Linked DNA regions of Homo sapiens: region 1 is linked to region 2. A link is a contact called in ENCODE Hi-C or POLR2A ChIA-PET data. All regions are on one chromosome and are shown on one strand. The core of a region is the stretch at or near the end of the contact, and the rest is flanking DNA. Distances in the headings are between cores, read along the strand shown.

The links. Hi-C counts contacts between places; a loop is a spot of excess contacts on that map. ChIA-PET counts read pairs that join two places held with the same protein, here RNA polymerase II (POLR2A). Pooled maps may share reads with other maps.
Region 1: a loop to region 2 is called in a pooled map, with 2.5 times the contacts of the local background. The contact joins the promoter of TLR1 here to the enhancer-like site in region 2. A Hi-C loop is called at or near these places in 1 of 37 single-sample maps with no recorded cell type and 7 of 50 pooled maps. POLR2A ChIA-PET finds 5 or more read pairs at or near these places in 2 of 52 experiments (AG04449 and activated naive CD4-positive, alpha-beta T cell).

Annotation. Positions count from the first base shown.
Region 1 is chr4:38,800,433-38,807,023 of GRCh38, forward strand. TLR1 (toll like receptor 1) reads right to left here and starts at 4,359. Exons shown (of 4, transcript NM_003263.4): 1 at 4,322-4,359; 2 at 3,874-3,950; 3 at 425-516. RefSeq lists enhancers at 3,559-3,608, 3,845-4,014, 3,881-4,050, 3,958-4,127, 4,062-4,231 and 2 more.
Region 2 is chr4:38,946,861-38,953,359 of GRCh38, forward strand. No RefSeq gene overlaps it. Among named protein-coding and RNA genes, the nearest start is that of MIR574, 82 kb to the left of the region's middle. Within about 2 kb of position 1,956, at least 10 of the 41 ENCODE cell types and tissues checked have a DNase peak (open chromatin) inside an H3K27ac peak, as active enhancers do.

The sequences.
Region 1 (6,591 bases), core at 3,109-5,608, 140 kb before region 2:
ATGTATTTATTCTCCATGCAGTGGTAGGCACTGTTCTAGGTTATGCCTATTGTACCAGTATTCAAACTGCTCTAGCTAAGACACCATTTTGTGGTCAGCATTCCAGTGGCGTATGAGAACAGAGGGAGCTGTGTTGGGATGAACTCTAGAGTGTGCAGTCCTCACCTCCAGAGACCCTTTCAGCCGTGATTACACAGCTACCCAGTTCTCACAAGGAACTTATTCAAAATCCCCTAGAACCATTAGACAAGCAGGGCATTAGTATCAGCAAAGCACCAAATTCCTCTTCACATATCCCCTCCCATATCTCAATGAGCACAGAGAACCTAAATAATTTAGCTGCTACAAACAACCCTCGGTTACAAAAGTTCCCCAATTTAGATGTGCAAACTTATCTGGGTTTTGGAGCCTTCCTTGGACTTACCCTTTTGTAGGGGTGCCCAATATGCCTTTGTTATCCTGATTTCTTCTAACGAGGAAGAGGGCCTGGTACCCCTATTAGTGTTCATGAAGACCCTGAGCAAGGAAGATGATGCAGACATTAATGTTCATGTTAAAAGTCAAGGTGGTGTTTTTATGACATTAACTGTATTTGGCTGAAAGACCCGGAAATTTCCCAATTCTTCCTCTCCAGCTTCCTTAAAGAGCTACTCACACAAGGAGCAATATTTCAATGGATGTTATAGCTTGAATGTTTGTGCCCTGTGAAATTCTTATGTTGAAATCCTAACCCCCAAGGTGATGGTATTAGCAGGAGAAAATTGTGAAGTAATTAGGTCATAAGAATAGAGCCTTTATGAGTCAGATTAGTACCTTTATAAAAAAGACCCCAGAGAGCCTCAGGCTGTCATTCTGCCATATGAAAATACAAGAAGGAGGCATCCGCAAACCAGAAGAGGGCCTTCGCCAGAACCCAACACTACCACCCTGATCTTAGACTTCTACCTTCCAGAACTGTGAAAAGTAAGTGTCTGTTGTTTATAAGTCACCCATTCTGGTACTTTGTTACAGCAATTTAAACAGACTAAAATAATGGGAATAAAAATAATACCCTGGGGCAGTGCCAAGCTAGGTCGAAGCAAAAGTGGCCTGGTCTTAAGGCCTAAGTGGGGTTCCCTGCTTATTCCTATGCCTGAATCCAGATCAAGGCTCTTTCCACCTCCTAGCCAACTCCAGAGTTCATGGAAGCAGTGATCAGCACAGTCAGGCGTGGTATTCAAAAGTGATCAGAGGCACACAGGACCCCGTGCATGAGTGCGAGAGCTTGGCTCGCAGAACCTACCACACGCAAGATGAAAGTTGTCCTTTTTCCCTTAACAACAGCTATCATCACAAAAATATATAAATTTATATAACTGCCTGCCCCCAAGTGTTAGAGTAGGTACTTAGGCAGACATGAGCAGGACAGGAGAGGGGCCCCCCAACCAGGAATATCAGGTGACCATCAGGTGATGATCAGGCAGTTGTTAAACAGTCTCTCTAAGCCGGGGGCCATGGCTCACGCCTGTAATTCCAGCACTTCGGGAGGCTGAGATAGGTGGATCACTTGAGGTCGGGAGTTTGAGACTAGTCTGGCCAGCATGGTGAAACCCTGTCTCTACTAAAAATACAAAAATTAGCCGGGCGTGATGGCAGGTGCCTGTAATCCCAGCTACTGGGGAAGCTGAGGCAGGAGAATTGCTTGAACCCAGGAGGCAGAGGTTGCAGTGAGCCAAGATCATGCCATTGCACTCCAGCCTGGGCAACAGGGCTAGACTCTGTCTCAAAAACAAACAAACAAAAACAAAAAAACAGTCTCTCTAGAATAATAATTGTTTGCAGCCAGCATCAGGGAAAGTCAGTCTCCTAATAGATAGAAAACACACCTGAAGCTGGTGGTTAGCAGACTCCTGACAAACTCTCAGGAGCTGGGCAAGCAGGCTTGAGCATGCATACCAAGAGGCAAAATGGCGGACTTCAACGGGTATGTGACCTTCCTCTAGGAAGACTTGTCTGGCAAGGGAAAAATGTCTCCAATGAGCATGTACACAACTTCAGTAAACACAGTGTGTGTGCAGCCCATCCCAAGGGCTGGCAGGCCACTGCACATGCAGACAGCCCACCCCAAGGGAAGAATCAGGGGAGAAGAGACGCAAGACTCCAGAAGCCTGCCAACAAATAAGCCCCAAGTAATAGGTTAAACTGGGCACTTGGATCTCTCAAGTTGCCCACTTGGCCCTCCTCCAAGTGTACTTTATTTCCTTTCGTTCCTGATCTAAAACTTCTTAATAAACTCTCTGTAAGGAATATGGCTGTGCTTTGGTCAAGGATAGGCCAAGGTAAACATCCAGAGTGACTCAGCGAGTTTAGAGCGCAGGCGTATAACTCACTTTTTATCATAGCCATGTAGACATAACATAGAGAAGCTTACCATAGCCATAACATAGGGAAGGTTCATCCCTTGGCTCTAAGCCACTATTGTCCGTAAATGGTATAATTGCCCTGCTGACGCTGTACAGGTGCATTGGCAGCCAGAGAAAGAGAGAGAGAGAGAGCCAAAGCTGTCCATCTTTGCAGATGGACTGAGGGGAGCCAGGACACAGCTCGGCTTGCTTGTACCCAGAGAGAGAAAGAGTTAAGCTGCTGACCCTGAGGGCAAGGGAGAGCCGGACGCACAGTTGTGTGTGGAAGCTGCCGAACTAAGCAGCCAGGACAAGGCGGACAGTCTGAGAGAACTACTGTAAGTAAGCTGCTAATGAGAGCTGTTGCTGAATAAAATCACCTTTCACCTGCCTACGGCCCCCTGAGTGTTCTTTCAGCTATCTGCTCATCCACCCCCTCCCCTCAGACCTCAGTATGGGCTGGAACCTGGCCCTGGGCGTGACACTCTCTCTCTTACTCTAAAACTTGCCTCGGTCTCTCACTCTGCCTTATGCCCCTCACACAAATTCTTTCCACTGAGGAGGCAAGAATTAAGTTTCTACGACCCATATGGATTCACCACTGCTAACGCAAGCATTTAATGAAAGCATAGCTTCAGTTTTATGTCGAGCTAAATTAATTGACTCAAATATCTTCTATTTGCCTAACCTCCATCTTGCCCTTTCATTTAAAGTCATTAATTTTAAGTACTCAGTTTATGAAACCATTCTTATTTCTATAATTAAGAAATCAAAATGTTATACACAGGAATAACTGATTTTTAATACTTCCAGGATCTTTGAATTTTATATACCAAACTTGCTAAATCCATGAAAATCAATGTCTCAGTTTCCTAGACCAAAGAATTTTTTGATCAACGTCTTAATGACCATGACTGAGCCTCATCTATTTTAGAACCTTTAAACTCTTTTACTATCCAAAAAATAAGCTGAGCAGAAAAGGATGCTTTAATTTGAAAGTGTAAAATGCCTCTAGGTGAGCTTCTGTGAATTTTCATTATTATGATAGGTTTAGCCTCACATTATATGATACAATGAATCAATACATTTAATTTGTCTTCTTTTGGAGACTTTGGAGGCATCAAATCAAGGCTTTGACTGGTCTTAATGGACAATACCCATACAATCTATCTGGCCCATTAAGTTTAGTCCTGTAAATATTTACTAAGGGCCTTCTCTGCACAAGACCAAATAGCTATTAACCAAAGGTTAAAAGAATCTGAGACAGTTCAAGAACTGTTCTGCTTTGCTTTCTATGCGGTTTTGTGAACTCTTGCTTTGTTATAAAACAAATTCACTTTCAAGTCTTTTGACCAAATTGGATGTAGCCTGGGAAACATTTTCAAAACCTGCAATTCTACCTCACGTCTAGCTCCCCAGAACAGTGTTAGTGGCCTGAGAAACAGAAGGACTAGCTAGTGGGAAGGCCCCAGAGAGAAAAACTGAAACAAACCTGGCCACAAAAACAGAAGAGCTGAACAGCAGCATTGCCTCCGGGAGTAACTGACTTATATCTCATTTTCTTTAACACTGAGAAGAGAATACAAATGGCGGGATTAGGTGAAGAGAAATGCTGTCAAAATCAACAACTAGCAGCTGCTCTGGAAGAAAACCAGAAGACGTGTGTGACCCAAATATTCATTTCCCAACTCAAAAATATTTCCTATAAGCAAATCACACACGAGGTGTTATTCCCAGAGGAGTGTGGGGACTTTCTCTGATTTAGGACTCAGAACTGATACACAAATGCCAGTACAAACTACACAGTAACTATATACATATCAGAAATATAACCCACTTAGAAAAACACCCAGGACTTACACAGATTTTTGAGACTTCTGTACTTAATAACTAGCTATACAATTATTTTCTTTTACAAAAGAAAAGAATGTGTTGCTTACCAAGACAACCTGCTTGTCTGTTCCATTTGGCAGTCTGTAAGAAATTCAAGCACTTCCTTGAATTTATTTCACTGTTAACCACATTTGGTGTTGAAAACAAAACAAAACAAAAAGGCTGTTTTATGCCACCTACCGAATTCCACTGGAATTACATTACATAGTTAAGAATAAACTTATTTTCTCTTATTCATATGTAGCATAGTCTGTGGGTTACCTGATAGGCCTGTATTAAAATAGAATCACGTTTCTATGGTTCCAAATTTCACTACAGTCAGTTTACTATTGTCTACACTGATGAAGTAAATGAGGTAATGTTAATAATCCACAGATCATAATTGGCTGAATTCAAAATGCTTACCGTGGTGGCTATGCTTGGCAGAAGTGTGCGTCTGGGTGTGTTTCGGCTGCTTTGTTTTTCCTCTTGCCTTTTCATCCATCCACTATTAAAAGTGGAAAGAGGGAGGGGTCGAGATTAAAGTTTTGCTGAAGCACACTCGTAAAGAGGGAAGATCATTCATGTGCTGGTTACAGGATGGATGTTAATCACGTCTTTTTTGACAAGTTGATTTTCAGAGAAAATTTGGTGCTGAATTTTTTTCCACTGATCTTTTCAAGCTTTCTTCAAAACATATTTTTGTAAACCCTAAGTGAAAAATATGCTAAGAAGAAAAGAGATTCTTAGCGTGTTTTTCACATAGGGTTTATAAAAATCCTGGGGTTTGTTGACAGCATGTTCAAGGAAGACATTCTGATAGCTCTACTCTTGCCTTTTCCAGTAATGACAACAACAAAATAACAACACAATAAATGGGCAAATAAAGCTATGGGATTCCAGCTGACTGCCTCTGAAGTTGATCTCAGCCTGCATGGTGTCCAGTCAAAACCGGATGTGGGGATGACAAAACTGCCTCCCTTCCTTCCCTCCACGGTTCTCTCCCGTAATCAGCTTTTCTACCACACAGCGAGCAAGGCCAACTTCCCTAAACTAAGAATGCTGAGATTCTTTTCGACTTATAATGTTCTGACTGTCTCTCTCTGTTTCCCCTTACCTCAGAATTTGTTTAATAGAGGAAATATGTTATGTCTACAGATATTTTCTGAAACTGAAAGAATGAAACCACCCACCTGCCATTTCCTCCCTGAGACCCATAACTGGACAGGAGGGAGGTGTCTTTGACTAAGAATTTAGTTCCTGGCTCCCAAAGGCATTGACTTTGTGAATCCAGGCTGAGGGAGCAATGCCCAGGGGAGGGAAGTGGGCAGGGCAGTAAGGGAAGCTTCTCAGCACTCTGAATTCCTGTTTTTCCCCACAGACTCATCCCCACTACTCCCAGTTGTGTACATGATTACAAGTGTGTGTGTCTCTGCCCACCCCTAGCCCATACCTGGGCATTTCTTTTTGGATTCAGGGCAGTAAAAATATGCTGTCAATTAGATGTAATCTGTAGTTAGTTGTGTTTTTTTTTAACAAAACCTTATTGATATATAATTCACAAACCATAAAAAATTTCACCTTCCATAAAAAATTTCACAAACGATAAAAAATACACCCGTTTAAAGTGTATAATTCAGGCCGGGCATGGTAGCTCATGCCTACAATCCCAACACTTTGGGAGGCTGAGGCAGGCAGATCACCTGAGGTCAGGAGTTTGAGACCAGCCTAGTAGAGAAGGCGAAACCCCGTCTCTACTAAAAATAAAAAAAATTAGCCGGACGTGGTGGCACATGCCTGTGATCTCAGCTACTTAGGAGGCTGAGGCAGGAGAATCGCCTGAACCCAAGAGGCGGAGGTTGCAGTGAGCCAAGATCACACCACTGCACTCTAGCCTGGGTGACAGAGCAAGACTCTATCTCAAAAAATAAATAAATAAATAAATAAATAAATAAATAAATAAATAAATAAAATAAAGTGTCTAATTCGGAGGCACCTACCTGCCTCTTTTTCCCCCTGCTGTCCAGTGGGTCACCACAGAACAAACACACACTTGTAATCATGTACACCCATCAATCAACAAACACACACTTCCCCTCTACCTCTACACCTCTACCTCTACCTACCTCTACCCCTACCCCTACCCCTACCCCTACCCCTACCCCTACCTCTACCTCTACCTCCACGGTCTCCCTCTGATGCCGAGCCGAAGCTGGACTGTACTGCTGCCATCTCGGCTCACTGCAACCTCCCTGCCTGATTCTCTGCCTCAGCCTGCGGAGTGCCTGCCATTGCAGGCGCACGCCGCCACGCCTGACTGGTTTTTGTATTTTTTTGG
Region 2 (6,499 bases), core at 706-3,205:
GTGCCTGTGCCTTATTAAATAAGAAGCATCAAAAGCGGATCTCAAAATCAAAGTAAAATGAGTTCAAGAAAAACTGCTTTCAGGTATTGATATAGACAGATCGAAAGGGCAAAATTGAGTCCCAAATCTTAAAGCATAGGCCTTAGCTTAAATATTATACCCAACCAAGAAGAGAAGGCTCTGTTTTCTCTGAGTGTCACCCTGGGCTGCACATCAAGCTCATAGCTAAATGAGCAGTGTGATGAGCTGAGGCCCTGGCAGGGGTGAGTGAGGATGTGCTACAGCCTCAGCAATACCAGCTAAGGAACTATGGACCTCAGATGAGGGCTCAAAGGGGTTGAAGGAAGTTCAGCCTTCGGCAGGCTGAAGTAAAGTGCTGAATACAAGGTAGGGGCCTGAATAGGGAAATAAGAGAGTTCCTTTGCGGTTTGTAGAAATTAGCTTCCCCAAGGTGCTCAGATACCTGGGAAGTCACCTTCTGCACAGGCGGGCCATGGTGTTTTCATGTTAGAAATAAAGGCAGACAGATTCCAATCATAGCCATCCCGGAGGTCCAGGATATAACATCTCAGGAAAGCAATTTAGCAACAATTTGAAATGAACATTTAATTTCTCATCTTTCCTAAAAACGTGTGTGTGTGTGTGTGTGTGTGTGTTGAACAGATGGGGTTGATCATAATACATGACTTCAAATGATTTAATTTTTTATAAAAGCAATTATTTTTCAGGGTTAAGCTAGTTTTTTCTATAATGTAAAAACTGCCCTTTGATCTTCCTCCTAAGTAAGCGTGCCCTACATTTTGATATGCAGATCCAGGCTTCAACTTGGTGTCTTAAATTACTGTGTTTGCAAAGGCTCATCAGAAGAGATCATACTGAAAATCCATTTTAGAACTTCAGTTTCGCTCTGGTTTTGTAGTTGATTAGAATTCATAACACCATAGGAGTCTATTCAGACCAGCCATTCTTCCCATAAAAGAAAAAAAGGATATAGTTAACCATGTGTTGTATTTTTCTAGATTATCTCATCACTTATGCAAGTTTATGTTCATTTTCTGTATGTCCATCTGTGCTGGATGGTGCACTAGAATATCTACTATTATCCAATTCTGAGGAAAGATATTCTATTTTTTTTCTTTCTTTCTTTCTTTCTTTCTTTCTTTTTCTTTCTTCTCTTTCTTTCTTCTTTCTTTCTTCTTTTTTTCATTTTTTTTTCTTTTGAGACACACTGTCACTCTGTCCCCCAGGCTGGAGTGCAGTAGTGCAATCTCGGCTTGCTGCAACCTCTGCCTCCCAGGTTCAAGCAATTCTGCCTCAGCCTCCCGAGTAGCTGGGATTACAGGTGCACACCACCACACCCGGCTAATTTTGTATTTGTTTAGTAGAGACGGGGTTTCACCATGTTGGCCGGGCTGCTCTCGATCTCCTGAGCTCATGTGATCTCCCCACTTCAGCCTCCCAAAATGCTGGGATTACAGGCGTGAGCCACCACACCTGGCCTATTTTTTTTTCTTAGACCCTGAAAATAATCTGAATTATTCTACCCTTTGAACATTTTACCTTTACCAATGATTAAATTATTATACCCCAAACAGTAGGAAATGTATTAATGGTATTTCTGCTATTTCTGGTGTCTGGGGTCATCATAGACTGGGAATAGAAGCTGATTAGGGAGGATCAGAATTTTGTGTTGAGATTTAAACTACATTTACCTTTGCATCAGAGTGAATTTTTCTCTGCCTGAGCTGTCAGCCAAAAAGCAATTGGATTATATCAGCCTGTGGTCACTGCTGACTCACTTGACAGGCTTGTCTCTTGTATTAGTCTCAAAGGAATTCTATATTGCAAAAGAAGAATATGTTTATTTCTTAAATGCCTTCACTGAGTGCAGAAGTTTAGGGTGATCCAGAGATGTTCTATTTCCCGGCCCTGGGTTTCACCGTCAGGCTTGGAAGCTGCCACTTGGAAGGAAAAGCAAGCACAGAAGCCAAGGCCAGATGGATGAAAGCTTGGCAAAAAACAAGGCTGAGCTTCTGCCTCTGAGTCTCTGCCATCTTTATCCTTTTTCTCTCTCAGGATTTTATTTTTTTTTTGGCAATCACCAAGTACCTGTCTCCAGGATCAGCTTTTAACATCCTGCCCCTCTTTTCCATATCTCTTATTTCCCTTCTCTTCCTCTACATTTTTTTGTCTTATTTCCCCATTAACCAGAAAACAATTCATACAAAAGATTCGGTCATAATCACCAACATGCATTTATTGTGTGCTGGGCACTGTGCTGAGTATTTTATTTGCATTATCCCGCTTCATCTCCGTAATCACCCTATTAGGTAGATATTATCATGTCCCTGCACAAATGAGAACATTGAGACCCAGAGACATTATCTACCTTGTCCAGAATTACACAACTAGTAAAAAAAAAAAAAAAAAAAGAGCCAGGATTCAAACTCAGGTCAGTTCAGCCTGACTAGCTAGCGAGCATTTTTAACTATTAGACAGAGCCTCCCAACAAAACGAATGTAACATGGTTATTTTTAGAGACACCTGCACGCTCAGATTAGCTCTAAGGTAGATTTGAGCTGTGAGGTAGATTTGTAGCTGAAAGATTTGGTTGTCAACTTTGGTTGTTTCCATGCAACTGAGAACAAACTGAGACTAAAGAGACACAGAATGCAGCCACATGAGGTTATTTGGCCTCTGGGTGGTTCTCACCACAGGCCTCTTCATCATTTCACAGACGTTTACATCAAGCAGTTTCCTGGTCATCATCGACTCAGCATCCTGTCTCACAGGTGACTTTGATATCACAAAAACGTCTCCATTTCCTTCTCCCTTCCCCTTCTCTGGTGCCAAGGAAGCCCATTTGTACATAACCACCTTCCTGAAAATCCTTAACCCTCTCCTACCTTCCCAAAGCGTGGGGTTTGTTTACTTATCTAGACAGCCTTTAAGCTGAATCTTCAGTACCAAGCTCTGTGAGACACTGATTGATGTTTAAAGAAGTACTGAATAATGCCTTTCTACCCCTGAACTTGTTTCCTGTTAAGCTCAGGAACTAATGATCATGGTGGTGGTGATAGTGATGTGATGATGATGGCATACTTACTGATCAGTCGCTATGTTTGAGACACAAAGTACACAGTCTCTACCTCTACAATCTCATTTAATCCTCCATATCAACCTTAGGAGATAGCTACTATTATTATCATTTCCATTTTACAGATGGAAAATGAAGCTCAGAGAGATTGAGTGATCTGCCTATGATTATCCGACTAAGAATTAGAAAAGCTGGGATTTATATCCAAGCAGTATGTAGAATGCTAAACATAGCCATGGAGAAGCAGATACCCAGTCATAAAGAAGAAAATTTGCTCATTTTTTCCTGGGTCTGAGTTCCCTTCTTTCAGCTAATATTTGGCCTCCCCCTCCCTGCTCTCTGTCCTGTGGCCTCAAGCAGAGACAAATTGCTCCACAAATCTTTCTGTCAGAGAGCCAACCACATTTCTCCTGCCAGCACCCCTGATCCCAGGAGAAAATGAGTGCCCTATGTGCCCTGGTCTCCCTCATGTTATAAACCTTGTATGTTGAGTGATTCATTTCTCATTGAAAAATATGATCGCCTTTCGACATTTCTGCAGGAGAGCTCTAGTCAACTCTCCTTGGGAAAAAAATTCCACTGGTAGGAAGTGATAAAGGACAAGAACCCAAATGATGAACTGCAGGACAGAAAGACCCCGGCCATTTCTCTGTCAGAAAAAATCATTTGTTCCCACAGGGTATCTTGATCAGGAAGGCTTCTCCCCCAGACATCCGCGCGGCTTCCTCCCTCGCTTCTTGAAGGTGTTTATTCAAAAACCACCTTCTAAATAAACCACCTTTCCCACCTTCGTATTTTTTTCTCTTCAGGACATACCACTGTCTAACATCCTTTATATCCTACCGATTTTTCTGTTATCTGCCTTGCACGAGGATGTAGATTCCAGGAAAGGAGGGATTTTTCTGTGTTCTGTTTGTTACCATATTCCTAACACCCACAGCAGTGCTTGGCAAATAGTCGGTGCTCAATAATGATTTGTTGAATTAACAAATAGGTCAAAGTCTTCTGTGTATAATCTGTAAACGCTGAATGAGAGAACGGAAATAGCTGTACTATAGGGTAATTTGTGGGAAAATATCTGGTTGAGTTACATTAGGAAATGTTAACTGTGAAGTAATGGTGCTCATTTTAATGGTATTTGGTGGTATAGCATTAATGATTATGATTGGGGAGCTTAGAAATGAGTAAGCTTTTTCCCAGTAAAATTAATACGATGTACTCTTTTTTTACTTTGAAGAATTTGCTGTTTGAGGGGTCTTTCAAGATTCTTCAGGGTAAGGTAGACTGCAGTGAAAATTCAGAAGCCCTGAAGAAGTTAATGGTGGTGCACAAATACTCTGGAATATTATGCAACAGTAAAAACAAATGAAAAGAATGGAATAGATCCCTGTAGTGACAGCTCCAAGATGTGTAATTGAGTGAAAAAAAAAAGAAGCTGTAGTATGATATTTGTCTACAATAACATCTTTGTACACACACACACACACACACACACACACCCCTAGAAGATCCGGAAGGATACACATGAAACTGTTAACATTGCTTATAACCAGAAGTGAAAGGGGGTGCCATAGGTGGGGGAAAACATCAGAATTTCACAATAATCAAAAGGGACTGCAATGTTATTTGCAATAATTATGTTTGTATAATGAAATATATTAATGGAATACTTATGTAACTAAATTTTTAGAAATCAAAACAGGAAGCAAAAGAAATTGCTTCTGATCAGGGAGGTAAGAGGATAGGGCCCTGCCAGAGACAGAAAGTGTAAAAACACACAGATTGTTTTTCACTAGAAGAGCCAGAAGTGTCCATGAGAGTGTCTAAATGATTTGAATTTATTTGTCATCGATGTGCCTGTAAGTTTCTAACACAAAGTTGATGACTCTACACATCTCTCCTTGCTTTCCTCAGAAAAGCCCAAACCAAGTACTTCAAATGCATAATTTGTAAAGATTGTGATGATGTACACAGAAAAATTTGTCATTTCCATCTCATTGAAAAAGGCCTCTCACTTCCTTAGCCAGATCGTCTCTCTAATCCTCAGACTAAAACTGAACAGCTCTGGGATACATAATGACTACAGAAGCAATTTCAGAAACTTCTGGAGGGAAGCATCACACAAATGAATGATTCTGTGGTTCAGAATTATTAGCTTGATGCCCAGATGCATATCGTATTTGCAAGAGGCAGTTTACAATCTGCTCAGCTTAACAAATGCAGCACAAGGGGATTTAAATCCCTGCATTTGCAATTTCTGTCTCTCCCTCTCCAAATTTATGGTGAAATTATAGACACCAGTAATGTGTCAGGGCTGAGTGAACTGAGGTCTCTGCTCTGCTCTCACAGCTCCATTTCACTCAAAGGAGAGTAATAAATGGAAAGCAACAAAAAAGTCTCAGCAGATAATGAATCTGTGTCCTAATGACCTTCCCAAACTACAAAATGGATTCATAATTTACCTGATATTGCCCAAACCATTCGGTGCCTGTTGTGAGGTGTTAAGATATTTTGGACATTTTAGACCACAAATGTGCATTTTAAGCAGTTCCTCAATGATTCAAGAAGGCTCCGAACTACCTTTCCCTGTCAAGGTACAATTTTCCATCAATGACAGCGGAAGGCATGTTTCCACCCTTCCCTGTTTGCTGCCTTGATAGTGATGTGATCGATTACTAAGGAGTCTTGGTCTGTTCTGCAGACCCTGGGACTACAGTGTGGCCATTTGTATAAGATACGGGTGTTACAAGCCAATGCGTGGTATCACACATCTGTCTCTATTTTAAAACCACTTGGTCTCCGGCAAGGATTGCAGAGTGGAGGCTCACATTTATTCAAGGGAAGTCATGTGCAAAATAATATGTTTGCTTGCTGAACAGGTCTGTCACTTGCTGGTCATCTCCATCTGAGTTTGCTGCAAAGGAAGCAGTTGATCGGCCACTACTAGGGCATCAATACCAAATAGGAATAACACATATGAAATGGTCTGAAATTAGTAGGCTTTAGAAATGAAAAGCAGCTAGGCACAGTGGCTCACGCCTATAGCCCCAATACTGTGGGAGGCTGAGACGAGAGGATCGCTGGAGCCCAGCAGTTCGAGGCTGCAGTAAGCTATGATCGTACCACTGAATTCCAGCCTGGGGAACAGAGGGAAACCCTATTTCTAAAATTAAAAAAAAAAGGCTCACAGATTTTTAAAGATCTTTGTGTATTGCATCCAAATGTTGCCTTTTTTTCCATGCCAGAGCTAAAATGGAAATAAGTCATGAGATAAAGTAAAAGAGAACATCTACTGATTTTCATGAACTCATACTTTTTATTCATTTAATCACCTCTCTATCCTTATGTTCATCCAGTCAGTCCACAAACATTTATTACAATTGTTGTACACTTTCCCAAGTA